Regions from separate parts of the Homo sapiens genome. Here region 2 is linked to region 1. The links are chromatin loops, found by intact Hi-C in ENCODE. Cell type or tissue: IMR-90. All regions are shown on one strand. Links, peaks and the distances in the headings refer to the core of each region. The heading gives the core; the rest is flanking DNA. Region 1 overlaps GCAWKR (gastric cancer associated WDR5 and KAT2A binding lncRNA). Region 2 overlaps LRRK1 (leucine rich repeat kinase 1).

Region 1 (16,098 bases), core at 1,630-9,629:
CTGAAATAAAATTTATAGAGGAAACTGTGTTAATTAAATAATTGCTGGATTGATGGGGGAGGCAAATGGGGTTGAGCTTAGAACTCTGCTCCTTTAGGGAAGATAGTCGAGCCTGTTTGGTCAAAGATAGACAGTCACCACTTTGTTGGCTATGAAGTCAGGAATGAAAGCCACCTCACCTCACACTCAGACATCCTTGTGACCCGAGGCGTCTGGTCTCAGGAGCCAGTTGCAAAGATGCCGACTGGCTCACCTGCAGCTCCTCCGTTTGATACCCACGTGATCCTGGGAGCCTGAGATCAGACTGGAGCACTCAGCCATAGACTTTGTCACAGTAGGTGGCTCCCAGAGAGCAGGTCAGGAGGATGGGCCTAGCTCTGGGCTTGTCCAGACAAGCAGGCTCTACCTCTGCTCCCATCGGCAGGAGGGGTGGAGGCAAATGCGCTTCTCCCCATTTTACGGGTGAGTAAACAGAGGCGTGCAGACACTTGCCCCAGACATCACCATCGGTCGAGAAACTAAGGCCAGACTGTGTGAGAGTGGGTGGTGCAGTGCAGGGAGGAGGGGCTTCTCTGACATTCCTCTGACCTATTCTTTCAAGCAGGTGAGCACCTATGACCCAGGGTGGTCCCATGTCACTGGGGCTGCATAGGGCATAGTGAAGACACGAAGGGCTTTGAAGGTCAAAAATGGCGGGAGTATCCCTTTTCGTTGTGCCTTTCCTAGGAACCATATCTCCTAGCTGTGGCCTCAGAGGCAGGGACCACAGGGGCCGGGAAGGAGGAAGATTTATTTTTGCTCACAGTGGGTTGCTGGGTGTTTGGTTCAGTGATGAGGTGCCTGAGCATCGGAGATGGCAGAGGCCCAGCCCCTTCTGCTCACATCCCTGAACTGAGTCCCAGCTATGCACCCTTGGATGGGATATTGATCTCTCTGAACTTCAGTGTTCTTTTCCATAATCTCCTTCCCACTTACTTTACAGTGTTTGGGGAGGCTTAAGCAAGATAAGGCTCTCAAGAAGTGCTACCTACATACCAGCTCTTCATTTTCATATTCTTCCTGGAGACTGGTTCCTCTTTGCTGGCTTTTCTTCTTGGAAGTCAGCAAGTTCCCCCCACTTGTCTCTGGCTTGCGGGAGCCCCCCAAGTCAACAGTCCCTCTGCTCATTTCATTGTGAAAAAGTATTTATTCATTTTGTTTCCAGCTCTGTGGTGCTGCCGTTGTCTGCTGTTTGTCTTGTTGGTGCATCAAATGAGCTGAGTCCAAGACATGTCATGTTGCAGGCTTGTTTGCGGATGACCACTCAGTAAAAAGAAGCATGAATAAAAGACAAAGATAAAACAGAAGTCAGGTGGTCACCCCCTAAGTTCAACCTCATTCCATTTCTAAACCCATAATCATCTGTGGGTGATGTTGAGGTCTGAAGCAAACGTAGTGAATAATGATGATGACGTTGATGAACCCCCTACTGTGTTTCATGTTATTTCAGATCTGGTACCTGAGCCTTGTGGAGAGACGCCCAGGTCTGCTGAGTACCCCTTGTGTCCCCGCAGCCTCTGGCCAGCTGCAGAGCTGCCCCTCCCACCCAGTCTACTCACCTCCCTCAGTGTTGTGGAGTTGAGGCAGGGGCCTGAGTCTTGGGTGTGCCTTCTGAACCCTTCCTAGACAGCCAGGCCCCTGGGCTGAGGGTAGTTCTTTGATGTAGGGAAGCCCGGTCACCCCACTGTGCAGCACTCAGGCCAGTGCTTGGGTGACTCAGGGAGGCGACCTAACTTCAGGTTTTTTGGCTACAAAATGGGGGTGGCATGTGCCCCTGTGGTGAGGGAGGGCTGACTTCACTGTGAGCACCTCCTTGCTGGTATCAATGAAGTCAATTCCATGTTTCATGTGAGTCATTCGGTATCGCCTCAACCTGACTAGAATAGGCAACTACTTACCTTTGAAGCTCACCGTATATTAAGACCCATCAAATACTACAACATTGTTCTGTCCTCAAGGAACACACAAACAAATCTTTTCCCTGCGAGTTTCCATCAGTGATTGATGATATCGAGGCAGGAGCACCCCAGGTTGGAGAAAGAGGAGCTGATAACACCCAAACAAGGTGAAGAGAAAGGAGCTGCCAGCCCACCACACAGCTCCACCAGCTGCTTTCTCTCCAGCCCTGCCAGTCCTTTCTGGCCCTGGGAAAGGCCTTCACTACACAATGTTAGGCTGAGGCAAATCAGTCTTGGACCAGGCAGAAGCCAACGGAGAACTCATTACATAAAAGCAAAGAGACATCATGGTATTTGTGGGTCAGGCCCCAGTGAAGCCACACACACATGCACACACACATACACACATACACATGCATGCACACATGCACACACACACATGCACACACACACAGCCTGCCAGTTCACAGCTGCCAGAGATTTCCCCTTGGTCTGTCTTCCAGTGGATGAGAGTTGTGGCCCAGCCAGGAGAGAACATGGAGGGTAAGGTCGAGAGAGTTGGTTGAGTACCCAATAGTTCTCTCCTTTCTTGCCAGTGGAATCCCATGTTATCGAGGGTGGTAGTGGGCTTTGATAAACATATTTCCCAGCCTCTCTTGCAGAAGTATAAGCTGAAGTTTTTGGTTTGGGCTTCCAAAGAAGCTCTTAGGCATGGTGGCTTATGCCTGTAATCCCAGCACTTTGGGAGGTCGAAGTGGGAGGATCACTTGAGGCCAGGAGTTCAGGACCAAAGAAACTCTTTACATGGGACTGAGTCAGCTGAAAGGCTCTTCTTCCTTTCTGCTGCCTGGAACACAGACATGAGAGCTGGGTCTCCAGCAGCCATCATGTAACCATAATGCAATTCTGAAATGCAAGTTCCATGGTAAGGAAGTTGGAAGAGACACTTAGGAAGAACGTGGGTCCCTGATGGCCCTGGAACCAGCCCTTCATCCCTGGATATTTTTTCTTGGATTTTTTTTTCATGTGAGAAAAAGGAAAATCCCTATATTATTAAAGCCCACCATTTGGGTTTTCTGTTATATGTGGCCAACTTAATCCTAAGCAGCATAGCTGGCTGTTGGCCATCGCTATGACAAGAAGAGCAAAATTTTAACTCAAGTGGAATAATGATCTCATTTTTGTATAAACGGAGCAGCACAGACATAAAACTCTTATCACCATCTCTGTTATTTTGACCTTAATCAAATAACCTTGATGCGCTGTGCTCAGGTTTATAGTATGTTAAAAAACAAAGACAAAAACTAGCTCTGGGATGGAATAAATGGAGTAAGCTCACTGATTCATTGGATGATGAGGTCCTACTAGGGAAGAGAATCTCTTTGGTACAAAAGCCCCGTGGAGCTGCCATCCTCTGGTGCTCATAGGTGTTAGTTGTGTCCTCACATCTACTGAGGAAGGCACCAACACTCAGAAAGATTGAGTGACTGAAAAAGTCCCTGGGTCACCCAGACCTGGAAGATACTTGGTCAGGCCAGCACTCAAATCAGGCAGCAAGAAGTCAGACTTTGTTTTAAAGTAAACAAAATGTCACTCCATATAATCAGTGAATTTTGCTCATAATACTTCACACCCCTCAATACCACCACCGGCAAGTCTCAGTGATGTGAGAAGTTGTTTGCAGACTTTCCAATCTCCTTCAAAATTCAAGAATTCTGAATTTTGAACCACACTTCTTGGGGTTTCAGTTCAATTTACTCCAGACAAAACATACTTCCTGGTTAAAAGGAAAATTGTTTAAGGGGTCTTACAAAAGAAAGGGTTCAGGAAGATTCTTGGACACAAAGTGGTTCTTGCTAAATAATTGTCCTGAGATAAGCCTAAGAGAATCAGAAACACACACATTGAATTTCCCTTGAAATTCACATGGGTATACCACTGTCGGGAAAGGGGGCTTAGCAACATGCATTTTGCCAAACCCAAAATGTTTGAAAAATGATTTGAGTATGTGCACGTTTGGCAAATCACTCTTGGGTTCATCTATCCTAGCCCCACAGTGACAAGACTTTCCCCCTGCCCTTCATCCGGGACCCCCTGTAAAGGAGCATTAGTTACCCAAGAATCTTCCCTTGGATTTTTGCCATGCTGTGAGTCCTGGGGTGGAGACCAAGGTGGGGGATGGAGGGGTTGTCAGAATCTGTGTTCTCATGGGAATGCCTGGGGATCCTCTTGCAGTTGTGTCTTTGTGTAATGAGAGTTACTCAGGCAGCACTCTTGAGGTTCCCCTGTAATCAGAAAGCGTCTATAAAGCACATCATGTCTTATAACATGTTTAGGCAGACAGGAAGCCTGTTATGTATGTAGCAGAGAGGAAACCTATTTATGTATATTTTCATCTAGTTTCATATGGCATTATGGTGATTCTAAAACACTCCACCCCCAGGGGAATAGATTAATTAGTGACCTATAGTATTTTCATACCTATAATGTCCTTTATTATTGAGCATATCTGCAAGCACTGAGTTTGCATCACATTACACTCTATTATACATTACATTGTATTATATATTATATTATTTGCAAAGATAGTTCATCAATTAAGAGACAATGAATTGGATATGGTGTATTTTCCACCAGTGAGAGTAAATAAACATGAATATTAGGAACAAAACATGGGATTATAGACTTTATAAGGTGCATGTCAATGTGCATCTTCTATATTCCATGGATACTTCAGCTATCATGAATTTCAGCGCATTTTTTTTTTAATCCCAGGAAGTCCTAAGCTTTTCCACCTGCTTACAATGTCCAGAGATTTCACTGCACTTCTCCTGTTGGCCACTAGATGTCACAGGACCAAGTTGAGTAGGAAGTTGCCACTGAAGTTCCTTCTATGAGAGAAGCAGGTATTTCCCAACTTAGCAATAAATGGCATTGCAAGAGCTTGTTCACAGTACAGTGCCCAAAACTTCAGTTGCACCACAGACATGATGCTAGAACTGGTGATTAGTGCCCAGGCTAGCCCACAAAAGCCTACTCGCTTCTCCATAAGCCTAAAATGGGTTCCTAGCTTTGAGATCAAACAGATGTGGGTGCTGTTCTCAGCTCAGGGAGAAATTGGGCCTAATCTTTTTCAACCACTGTTTCCTTTTCTGAAGATGGGAGTAGTAATTCCTGCTCAGCAAGGGAGTCATGGGGGTAGGTGAGGTGGAGGTGCGACAAGTACATTTGCAAGAAGATAGACAAGACGTCACTGCTGCCTGACCCTTGATGAAGCTCACAGAAAGCACCACCCAGAACCTTGTCCTACTGGCTGTGAGGCATCACCCCTGAGCTGGCTGCTCTGTTGGGCCCTGGGTGCCCACCTCATCCCCATCCCTACCTGTCCCTCTCACAGACAAGACAACCCAGACCCCCCAATAGAAATTTGCAAAGGAATTGCAAAAGGATAAATAATGGCAAAGGATAAGTGTGTATGAGCCTAGGAGTTTAGCCTTGCAGGCGGGTAGACTGGGAAGGATTCCCACGGGGCATTTGCCAGCCTCATTGTTTCATCTCCCTTGGTCACAGATTCCTCGTCTGTAGAAGATGATGGTTCCTCCTTCATGGGATGAGAAATGCAACTGAGATCGCTGATGTGACAGGGCCAGCCCCTGCCTGGCGTATGGTGGATGCTCGGTTTATGTCACTTGAGAGACTTTCTTGCTAGGGAGATGGACTTCAGTCTCTTCCTTCAGCCCTGGCCAAGAAGCCTCCAGCTGGGCGGGCAGCTTCTCAACCCTTCTAGAACTTTCTTCCCGGTCTTCTCTCTGATCTGTGCTACAGGCGGCTTTCAGCAGCTCCAGACTCTTCTCTGGCTCATGCCAGGCTCCATTCCCCCAACACCCATCCCTTCACTTGTATTTATGCTTCACTGCAACACAGCAGACACTTTTGGGGCTTCTTCTAGGAATCTATCTGGCTTTGGGTTTCTGAACACCCAACTCTGCCCCGACTCGCTTCTCTCTCTCCTGTTTCATTAGCCATGTATCAGGGCTGATTCTTCTCAGTCTTTTTAGTTTCTTCCCCATGCTGCCTCTCAGGCATTGGTGGGGCACTGGCAGCACTGTGTAGACAAGGATCTTGACTCTCATCAGAATGTCCTGATTGATTAGTGATGTCTTTCGTGGGCACAGGATGCAGGCAAGCCCTAGAAACTGGCCTTCTAACGTGGTGACATGCACAGGGGTCACCAGGGATCTTGTTGACAGGCAGGTTGCATTCATAGGTCTGATGTGGGGCTCAGGGTTCTGCCCTTCTAACAAGCTATTAACAAGTATCTAACAAGCTACTAACAAGTATCTAACAACAAGCTACCAGCAAGTATCCTCCCTAGACTGGCAGCATGAGCATTTACTGGGAGCTTGATAGAAATGCAGACTCCCAGGCCCTGCCCTAGACTTATTGAGCCGGAATCTGCAGGTTGACAAAAGCCCCACCCAGGAGCTTCAAATACACATCATGGTATGAGAAGGGCCACCAGGCTCTGGTCTGGCTAATACCTGGCCTCTTAGGAAAAGCAATCCCTGCCCCACCAAGAGCCCACCTTGTCAGAATGGCTGAAACGAGCTCCTCTTTTTCTTGTTCTCTGTTTATTTTCAGGGTGGAGATGACATCACCTTCTACTGTGAGACCAAGGATAGCCCAATACTGGTCCCAGTCAAGATCCCAACTGCCCCCACTGTTTAGAGGCTCCTTACAGCTATACCCAAGGGAGTGTTTTTGAAGGATTTTAATCAACACACTTTTATAAGATGAGAGCCTAGAAGTACCAGGGCAAGACTATTAACAAGAGGTTCTATCTTCATTATATTGCATGCAAATTGCTCTTTATACTGCTCTTGAATTCTGGGGCTTGAGGAAGGCAGGCTTACTGAGAAGGGATGTATACTCTGGGGAAGAAGGAGGGACCCTCTGTGTACAGTGGAAGTTAGGCCCTGTGCCCATCGGAGAGGCTGCAATGAATCTTACCAGGCTAAGAGCCCCACTTTGGGATGTGAGGCCCCAGGGGCAACAGGGCACGACAAAGTGTTTCCCCAGAATGGCTGAAGGGGGACATCAAAGGGACAAGTGTGGACAGTGGACAGTTGAAGCAGGCAATGGGAAGGCAGAACTGAGAGACGGCCCCAAGCCTCAGGTTGCAGAGGTGAGGCAAGGACAGAGTGGGGCCGTCCACGTGGGCTCAGAGCAGCCGCCCTGACTCAGGCTGAGTGGCTTGAGATGAAGGCTACAGGCAGGCTGTCTCAGGCACTCAGCCCCGTCCGGTAGTGGCCCAGGCTCCTCCGTGAGAGCATTGACTTTAGGAGTTGTGCATATTCCAACTCAGGAGGTGGCCACATTATTATATACATATGATTTTGTAGACACAGAATTATAATGATGTATTTATTTATGTAGTTCTTCTTTGCCATCGGTCTTCTTTACTAGACAGAGCTCCCATTTATGGTATGAACTGAGAGAGATTCAGTAGCTAGTTCCAGGCTCCCCGGCTCCGGCACTTGCATCTCTAACCCCTGGGGTACCTGGTGGAGGTCTCTAACCCTCAGCTTCCTTCTCTGCAAAAGTGGGTGGCTTGGTAGTGCACAGCTATGGGGACAGCATGGTGTCCCTGTGCTGGGATGTTAAGGAAATGGACCTCTCCAGGTGGGGGTGCTGGTGCTGGTGCTGGCTGGGTGTGTGGTCACCCTTCAGCTGCTCAAGGAGGGGTCTCCAAGGCTACGGCGCATTTATTGGCCAAGGTTAGCCTTGTGATTGGTCCCAATGGAATGGAATGGAAAATTGACTGAGGGAAGAGAAATTTTTCTGTGATACCCGAACAAAGGCCTTCTGAAGTGGAACTAACTAAAGCATGAGGAATGACCCGGAGAATGAAGGAATAAAGCCTAGTGCTACACTACTCTCCTGCCCAATTCCCAATCCCTTTCCACTCAGAATCAGCTGCCCCCCGCCCAGCAAGGACTCCCACGATCTCCCTCTACACTGCCTCGGTGCTGGCTGGCCAGGGTGCCCTCTGTTGCTAAAACAGAATCACTCACTTCAACTCATGGCCTTTGCGATCACCACTGCTCCTGCCTGGAGTGCTCTTTTCCTCAGATCTTTGCATGACTGATCTCTCCTCAGGAAAGTCTCAGCTTAAATGCCGCCCCCTCAGAGAGGCCTCCCCTGACCAGTCTGTCTGAAACCCCACGACCTCACCCTTCCCTCCCACATCCCTTTCTGTCATCTTTATGGCCCTGATTATACATTTCCTCTTTGTTTGCTGACGGACTCCTGATTCTAGAACTGAAGCGCAAAAATGCAGGGGACTCGCCCACCCCGACACCAGCCACCAGGTGGCGTCATTAACCCAGGACAGCTTGGTACCTACTATTGCAAGGGGTCCCCAAATACTCAAAATTGGCACCTTCACCAACTAGGAGTTGGATAGTTTATTAGCAGATTTGCAGTCAATGCATCAGGACTAATAGTCTTTCCAGAACAAATTAAAATGAGGCCTTAGGTTGGTGTCATAAAAAACAAGTTCTGCTTGTTTTCCCACTCGTGCCTGGGACGTTTATAGATGAAGTAACCCTGTCAGTGCTTAGCATAGTGTCGTATCCCTGGCGGAGACCAGAGAGATCTCCAAAACCTAAGTCTTTAGAAAGTCTGCACCTGTGGCACAAGCGTGTGTCCATGGCCATGGAGTTAGCTGTTAGCGAGGGTGGAGGAGCCCAGGCCACCTGACTCCCAGCCTGGGATGCCTTCTTCCATGCCATGTGGAAACCCATGACCCCAGGCCTGTGCCAAAGCACCCTCTTGGTTTGTATTTTGTAAGAGGTAGAATGGTTAATCCTGAACAGAGTGGACTTCTGGTAAGCCAAAGGGTTTTTTGCTCAGTTACAAAGCATTTTAGGAGCTAGGCACCATAACTGCAGAAAAATAAGACATCCCTCAAAGAGTCTGTAATGTAATGGAGAGAATAACTATGTCTGGTAGAATAATGAGTGATGAATTCAAGATGCTAATGACATCCTGGAGAGGAAAGAGTAGAGGTAAGGGATGGTCCTCTTGGGTATAGGGAAGGTTTTTAAAAAGAGGGAAATGTCTAAGATTGTGTGGTTGGGCCTCTGTGTTGTCACTCTATTTTGGCAAAATAAAAGCCGGCAGCATTGTTGTAGCCATATTGAAAGCTCCAGGGAGTTCCAGCTTTGCATCTGGGCGAGAATATGCCAACTGTGCTGGGGCCCTGGGGCTGGGAGCTTGGTGGCCCGTCATCCTGCTGGCCTGCCGTTTCTGCCCAGTCCTAGCATCTCTGGCAGAAGGTATTTTTAGAGTGTGCTTTAAAGACGGACAACTCCTCAGAGAGTCACCAAATGGCTTCAAACTCTGAAAATGCTGAAAGTAGGCTTGACTTTGCTGTGGCTAGGTAGTATCCTGCCTCTATGTTGGGACACAAAATAAAGGCCACCAATCTTTTAGAGGTAGTAGAATTCCTCCCGAGGTGGGTTGGAGAGCATTCACACCCCCACCTGTCTCCCTCCATCTTACACTGGTGCTCAGGAAGCTGCACTGTCAGGCTGTGTGGCACAACCACCTGGGCATGTTGTATTTGGGGTGTTGGTCTCAAGAAGGAAAACACTCTTGGTTATGCTTTTCTTTTTTCTTTCTTTCTTTCTTTTTTTTTTTTTTTTGAGGCAGAGTCTTGCTCTGTTGCCCAGGCTGGAGTGCAGTGACACAATCTTGGCTTGCTGCAACCTCTGCCTCCTGGATTCAAGTGATTCTCCTGTCTCAGCCTCCCGGGTAGCTGGGACTACCAGCAAGTGCCACCACACCCGGCTAATTTTTGTATTTTTAGTAGAGACAGGGTTTCTCCATGTTGGTCAGACTGGTCTCAAACTCCTGACCCCAGGTGATCCGCCTGCCTTGGCCTCCCAAAGTGCTGGGATTACAGGCATGAACCACTGCGCCCGGCCTGGTTATGCTTTTCTTAAAATGTAGTTTGCAGCCATAAGCTAGTCCATAGAACAATCTCTATTTTACCTTGTATATAGGGACTCATAAGCAAACTTATTTTTTAGCCTTAAGTTGTGTAGGATTTGGTACCTATTACATGGATTAAATAGGAAAAAAGTTTGAGGTAGATGGCCTGGCACACATTGTCTATAACAGATACTGCTTACCTATAGGCCCCTCTCATCTAGCAACTTCCTAGCAATCTAGCAACAATCCAGCAACTTCCTTTCTGCTAACCTTTGTGATTGAAGAAACTTATTTTTGGTAACTTTCCCAATCCACAAAACCAATCCCATTTTAAGGTGGGAGAGTGTAGTGTAACAATGGGATCACTGTTTTTTTGTTGGTGAGATGAAAATGTTTAAGCTTGGCCCTAACACCAGTTGCTATTGAAAGGTACTGCCTTGTACAAAATAACAAACCAAATCCCAGACTGTCTGTTTATGGTTATTACGGTTCACTTCATTAAGCCATAACTCTGATTACATTCTTTCTCCTGCCCTACCCTGAAGGCTGAGCTCTGAGGCCAGGGGGCCGAGCCTGCTCTTATCTGGGAACTGCCGTGTCCAAAAACATATCTGGGCAAAATAGATGAGTTGTGGACAAAGGGAACTCTCAGGCTTTGAGGGGACCTTACCTGAGGGGCTCCTTCCGAGCCCTGGAGTCATGCTGCCCCTCCTGAGCACCTCGGCTCTTGAGGCTCCAGGTTCCTGTTGCACCTGCAGAGATTCAAGTGAGAAATCTCTGGTTGGAGAAGGTGCAGGTGTGAGTTTGCTTTAATCTGAGATAATAAGGCAGACTCTCAAAGAATGAGATGGAGTGAACAGAGAGAAGCCCACCGTTGTGGGCACGGAGTGTGGATGTCCCTGAGCCTCCGTGTGTCAGCCCATCTGTTAAGTCAGCTTTCATCTTCGTGACATTTTCCCAGGGCTCTCTCCTGCTATAAATGACTCATGAAACACATGAATTAGAGACCATCCTCAACCCCATGCAGGCAGCCCTTGACAGTGTGCTCTTGGGGCAGAGTTCTGGCCTCAAATGCACCTTCAGGAGCATTCCTTTGCTCAAGAGGCTGAGTATGGAGGAGGAGACAAGGCAGGCAAGGGAGGTGGGTCGCTCTGGGTTCCATTCTCCCCCTCAGTGGTGTGGGACCTTCAAGCTCTTTTGCCTCTCTCTCAGCCTCCTCACCTATAAAATTCAGTCACACCTACTCATGGGGCAGCAGCTAGTCCCTGGCGATGGGCTCCACGAATGGAGCCTCCTGGTGTTCATGTCTCTGTACGGTCCCTGGCTATGCTAACTCTGGATTGGTCCTGCCACTGCGTCAACTACAGAGTGCTGAGTCATGGCAGGCCAGTTCCAGGCCTGATCCTTGGGAAACTGGGCAACTTCTGCCTCTGTACTTTTGGGGGCCTGAGCATCCATGTAGGAAGTCCAGGTAGCCTTCACGAGAGACGACATGGAAAATCCATGTGCAGAGGGAGAGGCCCTAGCACCCCAAGGAGAGACAGACAGGCCCAGGTGTCCCAATGTCCTAGCTGAGCCCAGCCTCCCAGGCACTCCTGCCAAAGCTCCAGGGAGGTGAATGCAGTCACCTTGGAGGTCCAGCCACTGCCGCCACCTGACTGCAGCTGGATGAGACCCCAAACAAGACCAGCAGAGGGACCCTCTAGTTGAGCCCCAGTGAACCCTTAGAATCATGAGAAATTCAAAAAATGCCTGTTGTTTTAAGCTCTGAGCTCAGGGGCAGTTTGCTATGCAGGGACAGATCACACGACATGGGTATACCCTAAAGTCAGGAATGCCAGCTGCCTGCATCACCCCCACGGTGAGGATCGGAAAGATTTTCTGTTAAGTCTCAATGCAGCTCCTGGCACATGCTCAAAAATAGCCGGTTTTCTTATAAATAAATGCAAATAGGTGGTTTTCCCTCTCCTGTGCCCTAATTAGTCTAAACACTGACCTCTCATGGGCCCTGGCTCCTGATATCCTTAAATCTTTTTTTTTTTTTTTTTTTTTTTGAGATGGAGTCTAACTCTGTTGCCCAGGCTGGAGTGCAGTGGCCCAATCTTGGCTCACTGCAACCTCCACCTCCTGAGCTCAAGAGATTCTCCTGCCTCAGCCTCCTGAGTAGCTGGGATTACAGGCACACGCCACCATGCCTAGCTAATTTTTGTAAAGACGGAGTTTCACCATGTTGACCAGGATGGTCTTGAACTCCTGACCTCAAGTGATCTGCCCGCCTTGGCCTCCCAAAGGGCTGGGATTATAGGCATGAGCTACTGCACCCAGCCCCCGATATCCTTAAATCTTGTTTAACGCCATGGAAGGAGGGTTCAGGTGTGCCAGCCCATTGGCAGAGCCATGTTGCAGGGGCATCTCGTTCAGCAAACATTTACAGGCCTGTTCTTATGTGCCAGATGCCACACCAGGCACTGAGGCTCCTGCAGACGGCACTGCAGACAAACCACTGATCTCATAGCTGGTACATGGCGGGGAGAAGACAGACATGGAATGAGAGGCTGCAAGTGTGAGTAGTTGTATGGAGAAGTGCAGAAAGGGGAGGGCTTACTTTGGTTTAGTTCAGCTGCAAGTGATGAAGACTAGAAACAACATCAGTTAAAGAGGATACAGGTTTATTTTCACCTGAGAGAAATACGGCCTTGGGCAGTCTAGGACTGGCAAGGCAGCTCCACAGTCACTCATCAGAGTCTGATGTCTTCTTTCTTTCTGCTCAGCCCTCTTAGCTTGTAATGTCCATCCTCACATTGGTCCCAAGATGGCTGCTGGAGCTCCAACCATCATGGCCACATTCCATGGGGGAAGGGCAAAGAAGAAAGTTCACCTCCTGTTTTAATTATCCCCCTTTTGAATAACTTTCTCTGAGGCATCCTCTACCCCTAAAGTCTTCTGCTTACACCCGCTTGGCCACAGATGTCTGTAAACTTGGGAAATGTAGTGCTTTAGCTGCCCCAATAATATAAGTGTCTGTCAGTCAAGAAGAAAGGGGGATAGGTTTTGCTTGGCAACTGGCATCCTCTACCCCAGGGACCACTCCCAAGCACAGAAGTGACATTATTCAGCAGAAAGAAAGTGTGAGCCAATTAGACAAAGAGCATTACAGATGGAGAGACTCAACCCCCACAGAAAACCCAGAGGTGAGAAATCTCATGAATCCTTCAAGGAATTCACAGGAGTCCAGGGTGAACCTCTTCCCCCTCAGCATAATTCCCTCATCTGTTTAGCAGGAGCTTACTTTAGCTTAGGATCTGGGAAAACACCGGCCTCCCCTCCCACCCTGAGAAGAAGCTGAGGTTACCATTCACCTTTGGGACTGAGTGAGTTTCCGCTTTTCCCTGAGAGCAGACTTGACAGATGAGGGACACGGAGGAGCTAGGGCTCTGAGACATAAAGCGGGGAAAAGAGGAACTCTTAAAACGAGGAGAGATGGATCCTTGCCTTCCTCTTCTGGGTTGAGGGGTCTAGGGGACCCCCTGAAGCAGCAGCCAGGGAGGCTACAGCCATGAGACTTCTGGCAACTTCCAGGAGGACCTGGCACGCTGCTCTCTGTTTGCTGATTTAGTCTAATAAGTGCATGAAACAGTATTTTCAAATTGCAATCTCCTTAGCTCTGGGGCCTATACCAATGATTCCTCGAAATTCCTTTTGTTCTGATCTCACACATCAATTCAGCACGTGAGGGGTCTGAAGGGAACTCCATTAGAAATGCAGGCTAGATAAATGTAAAACATGCTGTTTTCTTTTTCTTTTTCTTTCTTTCTTTTTTTTCTTTTGCCTTTCAACACCTGGGGCCTGCCAAGCCCACTTCAAGGAAAGGGGCTGCATTTTAAGTTAGCCCTGTTTTCTGGAACTGGTGGGAACGTCTTCATTTTTCAGATTTCCGCCTGTGGTTACCTCGCGAGGCTTCTCAGCCAGGCCCTGCGTGTCCCCTCTCCCACTGCATCCCAGCTCCCCCTGGCTGGATTCCTCAGCGCATCTGCTGTGGGCTGGGTGCCCAATCATTTTCCATTAATGCCTCTGGACAGAGAGGCCTACACAGCTGCACAGCTTGTGACGCAACGTACCCGACACATATACTCCCTGCTTGTCCCCGGCCAACCCTGGCCAGAGAGCCATCGGAAACTGGTGTTTACTGGGAAGTGATTTGACTCTGTAACACGGTGACCACAAGCCCCATTCCACTGGCCGACACGGTCCCAAATATTTCCTTCTCTCATGAGCTTCCCATCCCCCTGCCCCGACAGTTGCTGTTTAGAAAAGTGCGGCTCAGGAAGGGGAGGAGAAAGTGGCAGCCTCATAATCTGGGAACGAAAGAGTCTTTGCACACTGTCATTAGAGGTCTGTACATATTGGGCAAAATGTTTATAGTTGCTCTCTTGAAAAGTGAGTTATAACTCCTTACATTTACCCAAGTCATCGCTTTCAGGATCTGACTCTCGTTTCTTAGAAGGCATTACATCGCTTTAATATGCAACAGTCTAACATAACATTAAATCATTTTTAAAAGTTTCATCTAGTTGAGCCTGAGCCAAGGTATTCTTGGGTTGGGTTTGCACATCCACCCTTTTGTTTTTTATATAGTTAAAAAGAAACACACGGCAAAATACCTATCAAGTGATCTCACCCTTGCTGGTGTCCAAGAGTGATATCTTGGCTAAGTGGGTCTCTTTGATTTCTAGGGGCCCCAAAAGATGGCTTCATTTTCAAGACCAGCAAGTGTTCTATGTGTGCCCACCACACACACCAGACTGCAGTGTGCGGGGGTGGGAGGAGGTGCCTGGGCTGGCTGCAGAATGGAAAAATCATGGTTTTCCAGGGATGCCAGGGACTTGAAGAGAGAGAGGCTGAGCCAGAGCTGGGAGGAGAGCAAGTGCTTTTGCCCCTTTTATAAGAGATGCTTCAGCAAAGCCTTCACCACACATGTCCTCCATTTCCCTTCTGCAAAAGGCCCCCATTCATTCACTATGGCCCCAAGTGAGGGCTGCTGTCCCAGGAGTCTTTGTCCTAACTCCTGCACCAAATCTCCTCCTTTGTTTGTCCTCCAGACCATCCTTGGAACCTTTCTTTATTTGTTTATTTTCGAGACGGAGTCTCGCTCTGTCACCTAGGCTGGAGTACTGTGGTGTGATCGTGGCTCACTGCAACCTTTGCCTCCTGGGTTCCAGCGATTCTCCTGCCTCAGCCTCCTGAGTAGCTGGGACTACTGGTGTGCACCACCATGCCTGGCTAATTTTTGTATTTTTAGTAGAGACGGGGTTTCACCATGTTGGCCAGGCTGGTCTCGAGCTCCTGACCTCAAGTGATCCACCTGCCTTGGCCTCCCAAAGTGCTGGGATTACAGGCATGAGCCACTGCTCTCAGCCTCTGTGGAATCTTTAAATGGCCCTCAGTCAACTCAGCTTGGGTTAGACTTGGGTGTTCACATGCCTGTCTCCCCACAGGCAGTAAGAGGGGAGCCATGTCTTGGTCACCCAAAAATCCTGATGGCCTTCCAGTGTCCTTTGGTGACTCAGTGAATGCAGCAGAATCCCTCACGTATGCAGCCGGGGAAGATGGGGAGCTGTCGCTTCCATTGCCATCTCCTGCCTCCTGCCCAGTGTGCAGCACAGCCCAGCCCCACAGCCCGCCCACCCCCAAGATCCCCACTTCTCACTTCCTCACTCCATTCCTGCCCAGGCCTTGCCCTGCTGGCCTGGGGATTCCCCCAGCTCACCTTGGTTCTTCAGAATATGTAGTGGGGGTGGTAGAGATACACGTAGGGATATCTGGTAGGTGTGACAACATTCTTCCAGTCTCAGCCACTTCCAGAAGCTGCCCAAGTCCTTGAGACTAGGTGATGGTCGGGTGGAGGAGGAAGTGGTTAGGGAAGCAGAGACCCAGATGGCTGCCTCAGTCCTAGGTAGGATGAGGGCCTAGGGGTAGAGTCTCCCTGGAGCAATCTGAGGACTCACTGGATAATCCACCCTCTGTCTTCCTCCAGGGACCTGGGCCCTCTGGAGCCTCTTCCTGGAGCCTCGTTGTGGATGAGAGCCACCCTGGCCTCTGCCCCGACCCTGGACATGTCTAGCAGGGCTGGCACCAGCTGCCCCCCAGCAACCCATGAGCCGAC
Region 2 (16,098 bases), core at 4,830-12,829, 140 kb before region 1:
CTGTCAGGGGCTAGCAAGGGCCTTCTTCCTGGCATCCTGTATTGTATTAAAATACAAAATTACTATTTGGAGATGGGATATTTGAGCTGTAATTAGGTTTGGATGAGGTCATGAGGGTGGGGCCCTTATGAGATTAACGTTCTTATAGGAAGAGGGGCCGGGCACAGTGGCTCATCTCCAAAAATACAAAAATTAGCCAGGCATGGTGGCACATGCCTGTAATCCCAGCTACTTGGGAGGCTGAAGAAGGAGAATAGCTTGAACCTGGGAGGCGGAGGTTGCAGGGAGCCAAGATCGCGCCACTGCACTCCAGCCTGGGCGACAGAGCGAGACTCAGTCTCAAAGAAAAAAAAAAAAAAAGAAGAGGAAGAAAGACCAGAGTCCTCTCTCTCTTCACTATCTCAGGACATAGAGAGAAGGATGCCAGGAAGAAGGCCCTCGCAAGCCCCTGACAGTGCTGGCACCCTCCTCTCAGATATCCAGCTTCCAGAACTGTGAGAAAATAAGTGTCTGCTGCTGAAGCACTCGGTCGGTGGTATTTTGGTGTGGCAGCCAAGCTCAGACACCCTGGGAGCCTCAGTCTCCCCACGTGCAAAATGGGGAAATGTGGCCCATACCTCACGTTGTGAGGATGAGAAACTCTCACATATGTAACCTGCCTAGGGCACTGCCTGGTGTGTAGATCAGCTGCACATATTAGCTGCTGGCATCACTGGCCTCCACGCAGGAGAGTGGGGCTTGAGGATACTTGCGTGTCACACGTGGGACAGAAAGAATGGGCGCAGCTCATATGCAGGGTTTTCATTTGAACTTGGACATCTGTGGCATTGCAACAGGGCATTGAAGGGGAAGGCCCAAGATAAGGGCGATCCCCACTTTGGTGGAGCAGGAACCAGGCTACCCCGGCTGTCTCATCTGGGAACACCGTCTCCCAACCCACACACACCTGCCTCAGTCCCGGAGCGCTGGCGACCTCTGGTGGTGAAAAAGGCAATACGCTTCGTTTTCAGTCCATCTTCATTTCTGGGGGGAGGAAAAAGAGACAAAATTTGAGGACAGCACGACAAAAGCATTACTTTTGGCTGTGATGTTATAATGCCAAGCCACGGAGATAGGGAGCAATTCATGTGCAACTCTTCAGGGCCTGGCAGGGGCGCACGCTGCAGTGGCGGCTGCCTTTTTCACTGCCCCCACCCCTCCCCGCAGAGGTCCTCCTTGGGGTGCAAGTTCCACCGTGATACTGCAGAAGTGGCCTTCTGCAGATAACGGGGGCGGCTGGTCTCCAGAGGCTGGCTGGGCTCATCCCGGCTTTCCACCTATTGGAAGGCTTTGGGGCTGGGTGCTTTTATTCAATTCCACGTCCATTTCAGTTAGTGATCAGCAGAGACTTTTGAACAGAATTACAGATTGGGCTGAAGTGAGAGACAAGATTCTCCAGCAGACTAAAAATTAAAAATGAGAGGACACCATTAGGGGCTGTTTCCCCCCACATTCCTGTGTCGAAGCCCTAACCTCCAATTCCTCAGAATGTGACTGTATTTGGAAACAGGGCTGTTAAGGAGGTAACTAAGTTAAAATGAGGTCATTAGGATGGACTCTAATCCAATCCGACTGGTGTCCTTATAAGAAGAGGAGATTAGGTCACAGACGTGAACAGAGGCCTGACCGCAACAGGACACAGGGAGAAGACGGCATCTGCAAGCTAAGGAGAGGGGCCTCAGGAGAAACCAACCAGGCCTGCCCACACCCTCACCTCGGACTTCAGCCCCCAGGGCTGTGAGGCAGTGATTTCTGTTGTTAAGCCCCCAGCTGGCGGCTCAGCAGCCCTCGCAGACTCACATGCCACCATTCAGAGGACCTGCTCGACCGTGGCCCCACACACGCTTTGGAACTGGCCAGGGAGGAGAGGCCCCTGCTTACTTGCCAAGTTGGTTTCTGGAGAGATCCAGGGTTTTGAGCTGCCTGCAGGTCCACTTCTCTTGAGGTGGAAGTGCCGCCAGCTGGTTCCCCTGTAACCTCAAGAACATGAGGGCCTGAGAGAGAGAGGGAGGGAGAGAGAAGCTAAGATAGCATCAGATACAAGAAGGGAGGGGAGACTGAAGAGCCAGTCAGTTCCCAACCACGCGCAGTCAAACGATTCCAACCAATTTTCCTTCACGCAGATCCCAGCTGTGTGGGGCCCAGCAGCCTCTTCAAACTCACGAAATGATATCAAACAGTGCGACGGGGCCATCTATCTACAGGAGCTCCTCCCTCAAAGGCAGTGAGAGGCAATTATTCTAGAGTGAAAGGAGCCCAAGCAGCTGTCAGCATTAAGGATTCTTAAGAGTACTGATTACCGGTGTGTCTCTCTGGGGAAAGTGCCAGACTCTGATGGTTTGGAGGACAACGGCTCACGGCTGGTGGGGGTGGCATGGGGCATGCAGTACAGTGCTGGTGTCTGCCACCTCCTGGTGGGTGGCCTCCTGGGCCAGCCCAGGTCTGGGGACGGGGTGGCAGTGCCACCAAGGGTAACTGTCCTAGCCGCATGCCCTCTGCTAGCCGACACAGTCCCAAGCTGGGCCCCTCAGGATTATCAGCATGTCTGGGGTGCCCCTCGTGGGTAGCCCTCCCTCAGCCCTACTGCAAACAGACCCTGCAGGGAACCCAGTCACCAAGGGGGATGAGGGGCTACCTTGCACCTGTAACACGTTTTATTCTTTTTTTGTTATTCTTTTTATTTATTTACTTTTTTAGAGATAGGGTCTCGCTCTGTTTCTTAGGCTGGAGTGCAGCGGTGTGATCATAGCTTGCTACAGCCTCAAACTCCTGGCCTCAAGCAGTCCCCCCATTTTGGCCTCGCAAAGTGCTGGGAGTACGGTTCTGAGTCGCCGTGCCCAGGTCTGAGCCATCATGCCTGGCCCACGTTTTACTTTGCAGGAGTACCTTAGACATGCTATCTCCCTGCTTGAGGACATCACCACAGCCACCAACTATCCCGCCCACAACCAGGGCGGCCTCAGGAGGGCCACAGGCTGTTTGCTGCCCCACATTAAATTCTCTCCTCCTGGTGCTTTTGTCTCCTTCCTTGTTGAAGGGGCTCACGCCACCGCCCACCATCAGAACCGCTGCAGCCAGCCCCCTCCTGCTGAAATTCTATGGAGACCCTGCCATGTGCCAGACCTCAGGGTCCCCCAAGCCCCCACATACCCACCCACCCCTTCCCAGTGTGGAGAAGGAGACCTCGAGCAGACACATTCCCTGCAGGCCCACAGTGAAGCTCTGGACAAGGCTCTGCCTCTCCTGATTTGCTGCTTCTGGGCTTTGGGGGAAGCCAAAAATCCAAGCCTGCTAGTTGTTGGTGTGAAATACGAGAAGACAGACTCAGAACAGGGGCCCAGGGGCTGTGGACAAGGCCTGAAGGCCAGGAGTACCCTGCGAGGAGTATGATGTGGGACCACCCCCCCCCGGGGGCACCCCGCGTGGCTCCTTTCTTCTGAGAAGCGTGAGTCCTGTCCCTGGGTCCCTGGCTTTGCCCTGTGCTTGTCAGGAGCCTAGGACATGATAGCCCATCCTCTCTGAGGATACACATGCTGAAGGGGCCTTCGCTGCCTTGTGGGGGTCGCCGCACACAAGAGGCTGCACCAGGCCTTGGAGGAGTGCCCGTGGGGGTCCTGGCAGTGGCCTGGCAGGACCGGGGGCTGAAGCCTGTGCAGGGTGGCCTGGGCACTCTGCCTGGGGGTCCACTACAGGGCCCCTGGTGAGGCTGCCCTGATGGGGCCCCTTCTGGGGTTGGCCCTGAGCTCCAAGCAATGAGTGTGATCCACGGCCTGTCTGCCTAAGGACCCGCCAACCACCTAAAACAACCTAAAGCGAGAAGGTACCCGTATTCTGGGGTAGGCACACAGGGTTCCGTGGAAAGGCCCTTCCTGGAGCTCTCAGTGTCCACTCAGCCTCATATATGGGCAGGCCGTGGACTTAAAGAAAGTCCCGAGGGATACGAACCATAACCCCACCACCACCTGACACAGCTGCTTCTGCTGTCCACGTGCCACCCTCATCGCTGTTCGTGGCCATGCATATTTTTGATAGCTGAACTTTTTCTTCATCTTTTCCCCTTATATTTATCTCAGAAGCTCAGGAAAAGCACATACATTTCACTGCAACACGGAGCAATTTTCTCTCAAAAGCCGAAAATGAGAAAGAAAGGGCTATTAGGCTTACATCAAGCTGGAAAAGTCCCAGGGGAACTTCTTTGAGTGCGTTTTCTGAGAAATCCACATCCTTCAGGTGATTTTTCCAAAAGACAGCCATTTTGTCTGGCAGACATTCCAGGGCATTTCTGGAAGCTTTACAACATTTCTAAGAGATTGACGAGAAAAAAAAATGTATATTAGTTAGCTCTTTAAATGCAGTGGTGCCTTTGAGACTGTTTCCAAATTTGATGTTAAAAATGGACCATTACAATAATGTCCTGTAATGAAGATGACTGAGTGTTGCTGGAAGGCTGCACACCCTCACTGTCCTTGTCCTCCCGCCCCTACTCCAAGGAAGGGACAGGAATGGGGTTTCCTGGGGGAGCTCATGGTCTTTTTCCTTCATTCCAGAACATCCGGCCCATTGTCCTTGGAAATAATGGAACAATTCAGGACCACACTGGAGAGAGAAGCTGGTTTCCCCTACACGAATGGCCAAACTAGGAATGATAATGCCAGTGATGAAGAGTTTCCTGGTTTAAAACCAACAGCCATAACACACACACACATGCACACACACACACACACATTCTTCATGCTATTCCATCTGTTTTAACAAGCAAAATTCCCCAGATGCAAAAACAGCATTTAATCAGCAGTGCTACGAGTGCAGATTGATGCTTTTTTTTTTTTTTTTTTGAGACAGAGTCTTGCTCTGTCACCAGACTGGAGTGCAATGGTGCAATCTCGGCTCACTGCAACCTCTGCCTCCCCGGTAAAAGCAATTCCCTGGCCTCAGCCTCCTGCGTAGCTGGGACTACAGCCACGTGCCACCACGCCCAGCTTATTTTTTTTTTTTTTTTAATTTTAGTAGAGACGGGGTTTCACCATGTTGGCCAGGATGGTCTCAATCTCCTGACCTTGTGATCCACCTACCTTGGCCTCCCAAAGTGCTGGGATTACAGGCATGAGCCATAGCGCCCGGCCTGATTTCTTACTCTTATGTGATAGTTGTCCTAAAAGAACTGAACCCTCCTTTTTTCAGGCATGAGTCGTCCTGTGCCAGGGTGAAAGCTGTCCCTGGGTAAAGTTCTGTGGGTGTTGCTGGGTGGCTCTTGAACCCAGAGCCAGGCAGGCTGGCTTTCAGGTGAGTCATCTGCCTGGGACACAGCCTCGCTGTATGCTGAGTGACGATGCTTACAATGTGGGAACCGGGCCCTTCTACCCGGCTTCGCTGCTGAGGGGATGAACTGACATAATGCACCTGAGGGCTCTCTGAGGCCAGCTGAGAGGCAGAGTTGACTGTGGCTTTCATGACTTTTGGTGTGATACTCACCAAAGGGCAGGCCCAGGGATCTGGAAACACCTTCAGGTTGTTTCTGGAGACATTCAGAGAATTGAGGGACTTGAAAGAGTGAAGGAACAGGGCAGGGAGTTCTGTCAATTTATTGTCAGATATATCAAGTTCCTGTAGCTTCCGTAAACCTATCCAGTTAGTGGCTAAAAAAAAAAAAAAAGACCCAAAGTATGAATTGGTAAAAATATCCCTACCAAGAAGAAAATGACTAATTCACTCAAGTTGATGAGAAAACATACCATTTTCTTCTTCGAACAATTTTTCTAAACAATTTTTTGAAGCTGTCAGTTTTTGAAGTTTTGAGAGGTGCAAGAATCCAGGAGGGAGGTGGGACAACTTGTTGCTGGAAATGTCAATTTCAAGTAGCCTGCGATGGAGAAGAAGGAAGGCAGGCATCAGAATAAAGAGGGAAAACACCAAATTTACATATTTTTCTATAAACCAAGAGGTGTATTTTTTTTCTTTTTCTCCCCATGCAAGGTTAAAGAGTGTGCATTGAAAATGTAGTGCATATGATTTTTAATTCTTTTGAAGAACTCTTACTGTGTCCTGTGTAGATAAAGACAAACCTCTCATCGGTGGGCCCTGGCTCCACTGACCAACAGGGATTCGAATCCTTCGCAGGCATGTAATAGCAAAATGAGTAGGTTCCCTGAAAGCTGCTGAGACCACAGAGCAGGGCTTTGAACCTTCTGGACCTGTCCATCTGGCCCAGGTGAAGGGCCTCACTTGGACGGCACTTGCTTTTTAAGTTCTGGTGTGCAGGCTTCTTTCCCGTTCTCACTTGGGAGTCCCATGGATTAATGCCTACCCCAAGCTCTTTCCAACATTCTTGACTCTTGCTTCACTTAGAGCCTTGGTTTTTCATTTTAAAAATCGATTCAACCCTTTATGGAATGAGGACTTGCAGTTATGTGTCCAAAAGAAATCAGGCCAGGTGCGGTGGCTCATGCCTGTAATCTCAGCACTTTGGGAGGCCGAGGCAGGCGGATCATGAGGTCAGGAGGTCAAGACCATCCTGGCCAACACGGTGAAACCCCGTCTCTACTAAAAATACAAAAATTAGCTGGGTGTGGTGGCATGTGCCTGTAATCCCAGTTACTCGGGAGGCTGAGACAGGAGAATTGCTTGAACCAGGGAGTTGCAGGTTGCCATGAGCCGAGATTATGCCACTGCACTCCAGTTGGGCAGCAGAGTGAGACTCCGTCTCAAAAAAAATAAAAATAAAAATAAAAAATAAAGAAATCAACTAAGGTCATTCCTCCTTCCATGCAAGCTCAGGGGTAAGGCTCAGGTCTCCCTCCAAGGCCTCCAGAAGAAGCAAGCCTGGACTGCCCACACTGTCCACCTGCTGCCAGAGTCCTGCAGAGTTAACCCTTTCTCTGAGGCCCTTCCCACTTTCCCTGGAAGGCAGAGTAAAAGCTGGTGCCTCAGAGCCCCATTGCATCCACCAGTGTGGGAAGGTTTGGCTGCCCTCATCTGATTCCTGGGCAGGACCAAGACAAGCATCTCAGGCAAGCATTCGCATGTCCCCGGGTGAGCTGTGTAAACTTGGGCCAGACAAATGATCTCTCTAAACCTCTCTGTTTTAACCTGAAAGGGAGGCTTGCCTCAGGGTAGGCAAAACTCCTTCTCCTATTTTAGCCAGAACATTTTTCCCCCAAAACCACAAAATACAACCCGGGAGCATGTGCAGGAGCACAACGGTGACAGCGGGGTCACACACGGCTCCGGTCACACCCCGGGGAGCCACCTGGAACAGATGATTTCGTCCGATGACTGCACGCCAGGCAGCTCCCCCAGGTGGTTGTCGGAGAGGTTCAGCTTCCGGAGATTGATGAGGCCCCAGGGGATAACCGAGGGGAGGGTCGCCAGGCAGTTGGCAGAAAGGTCGAGCTCCGTGATCTGGCAGGAGATGTCTATGAGCCAGTCTAGGTCTACCCAGGGCAGTCTGAGATGGGACCATTTCACACGGAGAGCCTGGTGGTGGAAAGAAAGGAAAAGCACATGTGGAGGGTGAGTTCAGGGCCCACATGGGCTTGGAATAAAGCAAGGGTTAATGCAAATGCGCGTCTGTGTGCCTGCTCCAGCCCGGGTCCCAAGAGGCCTGCACATGTCCTTCTCGGCCGCCGGCACCTGCCACGGTGGTGGGTGCAGAAGAGCTACCTGTTCCCATCGGCACCTGCGTCTCACAGGCAATCTGTGCACAGCGCCTGCAAGTCACCCTCCAACCTCCAGAGGGCGCCGGTGGGCGCGGGCTCAGTGCCGCCCCTCAAGAGGCGGCTCACAGGGAAGAGCGCGGCGGGATTGTCCACGTACAGAGGAGACCGCTGAAGCGTCCAGGCGCCTCCCCCAGACTGGAGAAGAAAGCTGACTCCCAAACCCAAGTCTCTGACCTCCCTTCAAGGCGGCCTTTCCTGTGATCAGAGGAGCTGCCGCCTGCAGCTGCCCGCACCGCGCCAGGGTGCTTGGTGGACAGGCTGCTTTCAGAGCGAGCCTGAGATACAGACAGACGATGGCCACACAATATATAAAAAACAGAACTCTGGCCCACGACCCACAGTGACCTGCCTAGGAAACCAACCTCTTTATCTATAGCAAACAGCCCGGGAAGCCAGTCTCTTGCAGGAGGCCAGCCTCTTTTTTTTTTTTTTTTTTTTTTTTTTTTTTTTTTGAGATGGAGTCTCGCTCTGTCGCCCAGGCTGGAGTGCAGTGGTGCGATCTCGGCTCACTGCAACCGCCGCTTCCCGGGTTCAAGCGATTCTCCTGCCTCAGCCTCCTCAGTAGCTGCACCACCACTCACGGCTAATTTTTGTGTTTTTATTAGAGACGGTGTTTCACCATGTTCGTCGAGCTCAGGCTGGTCTCAAACTCCTGACCTCGGGCAATCCACCCACCTTGGCCTCCCAAAGTGCTGCAATTACAGGCATGAGCCACTTCTTATCTCTAGTAACAACCCAGGAAGCTAAGCCATCATTTCCGTAAAAGTCAGTCTAAAATGGCCAGGACTTGGTTAATAACTGACCGATTCTCTAATTTTTGTCCTCACTTTCCATTTAGGACCAACCCGAGAGAGCCAACTTTGCACCCCTACCAATCCCATAGGATGCCCAGCCTGCAGCGAGGCCCCCCAGCTTCCCCACGACAACGGCCTCCCGGCAGGAGGCCCCGGAGGCCTTCCCTTTGTCCCACTAGAAAGCTCCCGCTCCTCTGCCAGCCTGTGGGTCTCTGCCACACGCAAGTCCTGGTGGCTGGCGCTCTTGCCGTTGAAGTCCTGCTAAACAAAATGTCTTTGCTCCACTCATTTCTCACTGGTCTTCCTTTATTTCCACCAGAGGGAGTCAGAAGGGCCAGCGGTTTTCCGGCATGGGGTGGTCAAAGGGACCTGGCGAAATATATGGGAGCAGGACTTTGCTCTTTCTTCCTGATTACCGAAGAATATTGGGCTCAATCAGGTTTCTGGGGAGAAGAAATCTGCTTTTGGGTCTGTTTCTTCGAAGCAACTGGAAATCCGTATTGGAAAATTAGAGGAGCAGAAATATGAACAAAAATTAGTGCTTCGCAAATGGGAAAATGTAACAAGCAGAGGCTACGAGAAAGGTCCCAATAACGTGGGATGAATTCCTCAAAAATTGGCGGCAGGTGACGGGCATCCCTATTTGGCCACCAGATGGCGATGAGCGCCTGTCTTTAGCTCCTCCTCCGCCCACTCCAGGAGTTTGGAAAGACTGGGCCTACGCCCCTCAACACTCCGTCCGGTCTTTGAACCAGAGGAATGAGGGACTCTGTCGCTCTGTCTGTCTGTCTCTCTGTTCACATGGATGAAAAGGGAAGGGCGGCACTGGATCTTAGGCCAGGAGGGTAGATTCTGAGCTGATTTTTTAAGACAAGTCACTCAATTGCCCTGGGCCTGTTTGATTGTTACTATTTTACTCCCCACATTTTAATTTTGAAAAATTTTTTAAATTTCAGAAAAGTTGCACTAGGACACAGTGAATACCTGTGCACTCTCCACCTCGACTCACTGATTGTTAAAACGCTGTCACATAGGCTTTTGCCCCTCTTTCTCCACACAAATACACACGCTTTTTATGTTTTGATGAATCATTTGCCAGTAAATTATACATCGTGATGCTTCACCCGTAAATACTTCAGCATGTATCCCTGAAGAATAATATTTTTCTACACAACAGCCGTATAATTATCATTTTCAGTAAGTGTAACATCAATACGATATTATTAAGTTCACAGCCCATGTTAGAATATTCTCAATTATCCCAGAAATGTGGTTTATAACTATTTTGTGTCCTGATCTGGGATCCCTTGACAATTGCATGACATTGCAATCACACACTGCATTACACTGTATGTTTCTTTACTTTTCTTTCATCTGGAAGAGTCTTCACACCTTTTAATGCCTTTTCTTTTTTTTTTTTTTTTTTTTATCACATTGTCGTTGCATTAAGTCCTGCAACTTTTAGCCTCTTCATCGGGGGCAGATGCTGGTGTGTTTCACTGCTTGTCTTATAGAATATCCCATAATCTGAATTTACTCAAGTTTTTCCTAAAGTTTAGATTAAAGTTAGCTATTTTGGGCAACAACCTTAGAGTCTAGTTGAGTGGTTCCCACTAAACCCCACCCGGGGCACCTGATATTAGGTGTTCCTGCTACAGGTGGTGCCCTGTTTGGTCTCATGGTTAAGGTGGTGTCTATCAGTCCCTCCTTTGTAAAGGTTAACATTATACCCTTTGCGATTAGTACACAATCTATGGGGTGATATTCTGAGACTATGTGACAATTCTGTGTTTCTGCATCCTTTTGCCCCATGGGTTTAGCCTCCGTTGCTGATCCTGGCCTGAATCAATTAGTACAACGGTGGTTGCAATGAGAAAGTTTTGCTAAAGCTACCTTTCTTTCTACATGTATTACCTGGCATTCTTCTGTATAGAAAAGCATTGCCTCCTCACCTGTTTAAGTATCACTATGGACTCATGGATTCTTTTTTTTCCCAAGTATCATTATTTTTTTGACACCCAAGTCATCCCCAATTTGTCCAGGGGGAGCCCCACTGGGGTGGGAGAGAGCCCCCTGTGTTCCTGTGACATATCGCTGTCAATTTTGGGACGCCTCCTTACTTCCCGGCAAAACAAGATCTTCCAGTCTCCTCTTGTACTTTCTAAGCCCAGGCCTTGATTCCCTTGAGCAAAAATTGGTATTTAGAAACCAAGATCTGGGTGTGAGGTGTGCTCATCACCGCTGGGGTGTCACTGCTTTTCAGCCCATTGATGGGACACAGCTCTGTATTTAACATGAGTGTGTTCTGATGCCTCCAATTCAATGCAGCAAAGGGGTTTTTTTCCCTCATCTTTCCATAATCCACAATTCACGACTGTATCACTCTTCATTCCATTATCATTGTTTTTAATCTGTTAAATAAGTGGCTTGGATCAGATGATGCCTAGGTCAGTTCTCGTCCCAATATTGTTTCCGGTGGTCGTCTTGCAAAGTACAGTGGCCTTTGGGTAGGAGTCTTTGGATAAGCATGACAGTCAGCCCAGCAACAGGCTGACAGGAAGGTCACCATGTGGACTTTGCAATGCCAAGTCAAAAAAGGCTCCACAGGGCCTGTCTGCCTCTCCTTCCTGGATTCACAGAGACACACCCAGGTCTCAGGGGCAAGGGCCAGACAGCTGAACATGGAATCAAGGTGTCCAGATTGCAATCCAACCCTCTCCACTCACTCTGCGTGGCCATTATGGTCTTTCCGTATGGAATGGTTGGTACCCAAACTGAAATGGCAGCCAAATGCAAGATGCAGGGGAGGCTGGTTATGGTTTTGGCTTTGACAACAAATCTTAAGTCTCTATTGAAAATCTTTAAATAAAACTCTGGGGACCATCATAAAATAAACAAAACAACAGCAAGTAATCAAATTATTACTGTAACATGACCCAATTATGGTACAAATACCTTGGGGAAGGGCTTAGGTGTGGCTGTCCTTACAATGGCAGCCTCCCTCTCAGCACCTCCTCCACATCCCCTGAGCTGGGGCTGGAGCCCTGAACTGCAGAAGGAGCAGGGGCTCAGCCTCAGGCTGCTTAACTAACTCCACGTGGACTCTGGGCAAGCCGCAGTGGAGGTGAGCACTTTTTTGGGCTCTGTTCAGCTTGAGACACTTTGTATTAACCTCTCCACTGATCTGTGTGGCACTGACTCAGCCCACATTTCTTTTGCTGTGGCAGACAGCATGGCCAACCGGAACCCGGACTGCACACCCCACAGTGCAGAGCCCTGCCTGGCTGCCTCTGCAGCTCAACCTCATACCCACTATGCAGCAGACACTAAATCAGTGTTTGTGAGCTGAAGAGATTCAAGCCACCAAGACCTGCAAGCTATCCACTCTGTGCACTTCTTACCAGATCAATCATCCTGAAATATCAAAGTCTGCGCAAGACCTTTCAGCTCTCCCTAGCCCACTCCGCCTTTAGCAGAACATCCAAAGTCCCTCCTTTGCAGCCTGACAGCCCCCCAGTTGGCTCCAACCCACTTTTCCAACTTTATGTCTTCCTGCCTCTTTCATAGCTTCTCCCTGCCCACCCAGAGCAGCCTCTGATCTATAGCGATGCCCTTTGCCTTCCTACTGGCAGTGATTTGTGGGGTTAATTTATTCTGGGTAAAAGAAATTAGGGGAAGGGGCACACTCCCAGGGCAGGGGAATTCGAGGCCAAGGAAAAGCTGCCAATCAAAGTGCAGAAACTGCTTGTTCATAAATCAACTGCAGGGCTCACAAGTAGGCCCAACATTGACATTTGTAGGAAGGGTTTTGGGGACCACAAGGGTGTAGCCGTGCTGTTGGTAACTGACTGGCCCATGTGCTCAAAGGGCTGCTGGGGTGCTCTGGGGCTGCAGACCTCCCCCGCCTCCCTACTGGAATGTGGGTTACCATGGTGACCAAAGGGGCCAAGATGGGAGGACAACATGGGAAGTACAAGGTGGGCTGGGCCTGGAGCTAAGAGGGTGATATGGTTTGGCTGTGTCCCCACCCAAATCTCATCCTGAAGGAGATAGAGAATTACGGGTAGCTCCCATAATTCCTATGTGTTGTGGGAGGCACCTGGTGGAAGATAATTAAATCATGGGGCGGTTTCCCCCATACTGTTCTCATGATAGTGAACAAGTCTCATGAGATCTGATGGTTTTATAAGGGGAAGCCCCTTTCACTTGTCTCTCATTCTCTCTCTTGCCTGCTGCCATGTAAGACGTGTCTTTCACCTTCTGCCATGATTGTGAGGCCTCCCCAGCCATGTGGAACTGTGAGTCCATTAAACCTCTTTTTCTTTATAAATTACCCAGTCTCAAGTATGTTTTTATCAGCAGTGTAAAAAGAGAATAATACAGAGGGTCTTTGCATACACCCTTAGAGTGGACCTCCTTTCTCCTCTTGGAGAAAGCAGATGTTGCCTGTTCCCAGAGCTCTCTGTAGGCACATACCCACTGTGCTTCTGCAGGACTGACATCTGATAAACTCAAGCTGGGAGGGAAGTGGTAAAAAGCAGAAGTCTGCAAAAATGTTGACACTCGGAAAATAGACATGCTTGGAAATGGTTTCTGGGCTGGATGGAGGTTGAAAAACCTGTGCAATTTCTACCTGGTCTGGGGCTAGTCTGAAAACTGATTTACAAAAGTTATTTTCTTGTTCAAGCACAGACATTACAGGGTGCCCAGGTGTCCACAAAGTGGCAGAGAGAAACTAGAAAAAATGCACAGTTAAAAAAGTTGTCCAGGGCTGGGCGCAGTGGCTCATGCCTGTAATCCCAGAACTTTGGGAGGCCAAGGCAGGTGGATCACTTGAAGCCAGGAGCTCACGATCAGCCTGGACAACATGGTGAAACCCTGTCTCTACTAAAAATATGAAAAAATAACCAGGTGTGGTGGTGCACACCTGTAGTCCCAGCTACTTGGGAGGCTGAGGCCGAATCACTTGAACCCGGGAGATGGAAGTTGCAGTGAGCTGAGATTGCACCCCTGCACTCCAACCTGGGTGACAGAGCCAGATTCCATCTCAAAATAAAAAATAAATAAATAAAAAGATGTTCATGCACTTGACATTAAAACCTAACTCTTCCAGCCCTGAAGCCCTCATTAGCCCTCATTATTTATTTGTGTCTAGTCCAGGCAGAATCACAATAAACAAGATTCCGAGAGAGCAAAGCCAGCAATTATATAATCCTATCCATGAAGGCTAAACTACAAAATCAAAGACAGCTGGTTAAGGAGAAGCCATCAATTCAACACAGGAGTGGTTAAGCTCCACCCACCCTATCACAAACAGGTGGAGAATGTGTTCATGTTGGTTTTTCAAGCATGAGCCCTTTAAATTTCAGTCCAAGTAAAAGGAAGTACCACTTTCTCGAGAAGGCTCAGTGCAATGATTTCAGAAACTTGTTTTCCACGGCAGTGGTGGTGACTTGGATTGCTTTCAAGAAGGATTAGGTGTATTTAAGGGCAACTGCTTCATTAGAGACTGATGTATAAGAAAGATCTCCTCATCTGGTGATGGAGGCTGCTGTTCAGGAGGGTGCTAGACACCTTCACATGATGCTTCTTGGAGATGTTAGCCATAAAATTGTCACAGTGAATGAGGCATTGCCCCACAATGACATCTCTTATGTTTTTATATCAGTGCAAACCTATTAGTTGAAGAAAAAAATTGTTCAATGAAGAGCTGGCATCTACAAAGCTTTTAGCCTGGTTTGAACCTCAGCAGATGTGGCTGGCACCCCAGCCCAGGGCAGACTCCGAAAACGATTCCTGGCCCCTGTGACATATGCACACAGGTGTTCCTCTGTACGATTCTGTGGGGTCAAGAGCAGCCTTGCCGGAGTGACGTTGTAATGTTAGCTCCTTGCTAGGTCTCACTGACCCCACAGCAGAATTCATAGCTCTTCCTGTGTCTGCAGCTCCTTGTTCCTGTCAGTTGGTCAGTATTTTGCTTATGGCTCATGAGTAAGAATCTTCCCCCCTAGAAACCGTAGATCCCTTCAGAGCACAGACTATAGCTCAGTGACAAAAGGGCACACCACAGTAAAAGCAGTTAATAGGTATCTATTCAATGAAGACACACGTTACAATGGGGGGAAATACACAGAAAGTTCTTGAACTTGTCAATTCTTGGCCCATACAAACCCCAAGTCTTTCTTTCTGCAGTTAAGCAAAGATTCCTGGGACGGTGCCTCCTCCTTGTTGAACCAGCCAGTAAGACAAGAGCCACATTCTGATACGCAGAAGTAACAATAAGAACAACTGAACAGCCAAAGAAGCTGCAAAATCAATGAACCTAATCTAAAATGGGGAGACTCACTCAAAGGCCTGGAGAAAATGCCAAAAGAAGCCCTGAAAACAAAGATGCTCAGAGCAGCAGGCCCAGAAATGGCATCTGAAGGCTCATCCCAGGTTATCTGCATGACGCCAGTGATTATAGTAGAGATGAGACGATGGCTGCAGAGAGCGTCTGTGCACCGACGCCCACAAGCTGAAGGTAAATTTCAAGGCTACAGGTTCCCAGAGAACTCTGGGAACTCAGACCATCAGACGGGGCCCTGAGTGACAGGGATTCAGTGACAGAGAACTGGAAACACCACAGACAGCAGCTCTGTCCCAGCATCCTTGTGCATGTAAAGGCCACAACAGAACCAAACAAACTGTGCCTCATCTCTGCTCCCAGGAGGAATATTCATTGTGGGTTTTCTAAACACCTACTTCTCAAGTTCCTGCACTCTGGTAGAGACAAGCTCTTAAGGAGAAAGGAGGCATTGAAAACGGGAGGATGAGGACACTGTACCTTGACTGGCCGTCTACCTGGCATCTAAGGTGGCCCATGGCAGGTGGATCCAGGCCAAGGGCAATGAAGTGAAGGCAGCAAGGATGGTGTGACGGGTTGCAGTGTGTCCCTCCAAAAAGATATGCTGAAGTCCTAACGCCCCGTACTGCGGAATGTGACTTTAATTAAAAACAGAGGTCATCTAGCCAAAATGAGGTTATTGTGGGGGCCATCATCCAACATGACTGGTGTTCTTATGAAAAAGGAGAAACGTGAACAGAGGCAGACAACGGGAAGACGATGTGAAGACACAGGGAGAAGACAGCAGATGACGGGGGAGATGTGGCCACAAGCCGAGAAGTGTTGGGGACCACCAGCAGTCCCCAGCAGCTGGAAGGGGCAGGGAAAGACCCTCCCTCAGGGCTTCCAGGAGAAGCCGACCCTTCCAACACCTTGACCGTGGACTGCTGACCTCCAGGACCGTGAGAGAATACATTTCTGTTGTGTTAAGCCACCCAGTTTTGGGTGCTTTGTTACAGCAGTTCTAAGAATTCAGATGGTAATGAGTCAAGGGAAGAGAGGGGAGGTTGGGACCAGAGAGCTGGGAACATTCCATTGACACAGATTATGGTCATGATCACACAGATAACAAAAGGAAAGGCAAGGAACAGACTCTTAGAAAGCCAAAAGCATTCCTGCTAAGTAGATTAGAAATGTAATTTTAAAAGGTAATGACAATGACAGA

What was found. Peaks named below come from ENCODE experiments on the same cell type or tissue, not always from the same donor. Only the 100,000 strongest peaks of a DNase experiment are listed, where the experiment ranks them.
Region 2: it touches region 1 in a loop (6-fold over the local background); 12 of 110 quality-filtered maps call a loop at or near these places.

The regions. Positions count from the first base shown.
Region 1 is chr15:100,861,947-100,878,044 of GRCh38, reverse strand. It overlaps GCAWKR (gastric cancer associated WDR5 and KAT2A binding lncRNA), which reads right to left. Exons shown (of 4, transcript NR_160703.1): 3 at 10,606-10,687; 4 at 1,167-4,222. Among named protein-coding and RNA genes, the nearest start is that of ALDH1A3, 9.8 kb to the left of the region's middle. In IMR-90, for the core only: CTCF peaks have their summits at 4,784 (motif pointing right) and 8,321 (motif pointing right); a DNase peak (open chromatin) is centred at 4,804; H3K27me3 peaks cover 1,699 bases.
Region 2 is chr15:101,000,251-101,016,348 of GRCh38, reverse strand. LRRK1 (leucine rich repeat kinase 1) reads right to left here. Exons shown (of 34, transcript NM_024652.6): 7 at 7,286-7,512; 8 at 5,772-5,899; 9 at 5,512-5,675; 10 at 4,204-4,341; 11 at 1,921-2,033; 12 at 947-1,023. Among named protein-coding and RNA genes, the nearest start is that of LRRK1, 89 kb to the right of the region's middle. RefSeq lists a silencer at 771-1,065 and enhancers at 7,763-8,092, 9,071-9,365. In IMR-90, for the core only: CTCF peaks have their summits at 7,772 (motif pointing right) and 9,197 (motif pointing right); DNase peaks (open chromatin) are centred at 7,838 and 9,228; H3K4me3 peaks cover 298 bases; H3K27ac peaks cover 221 bases.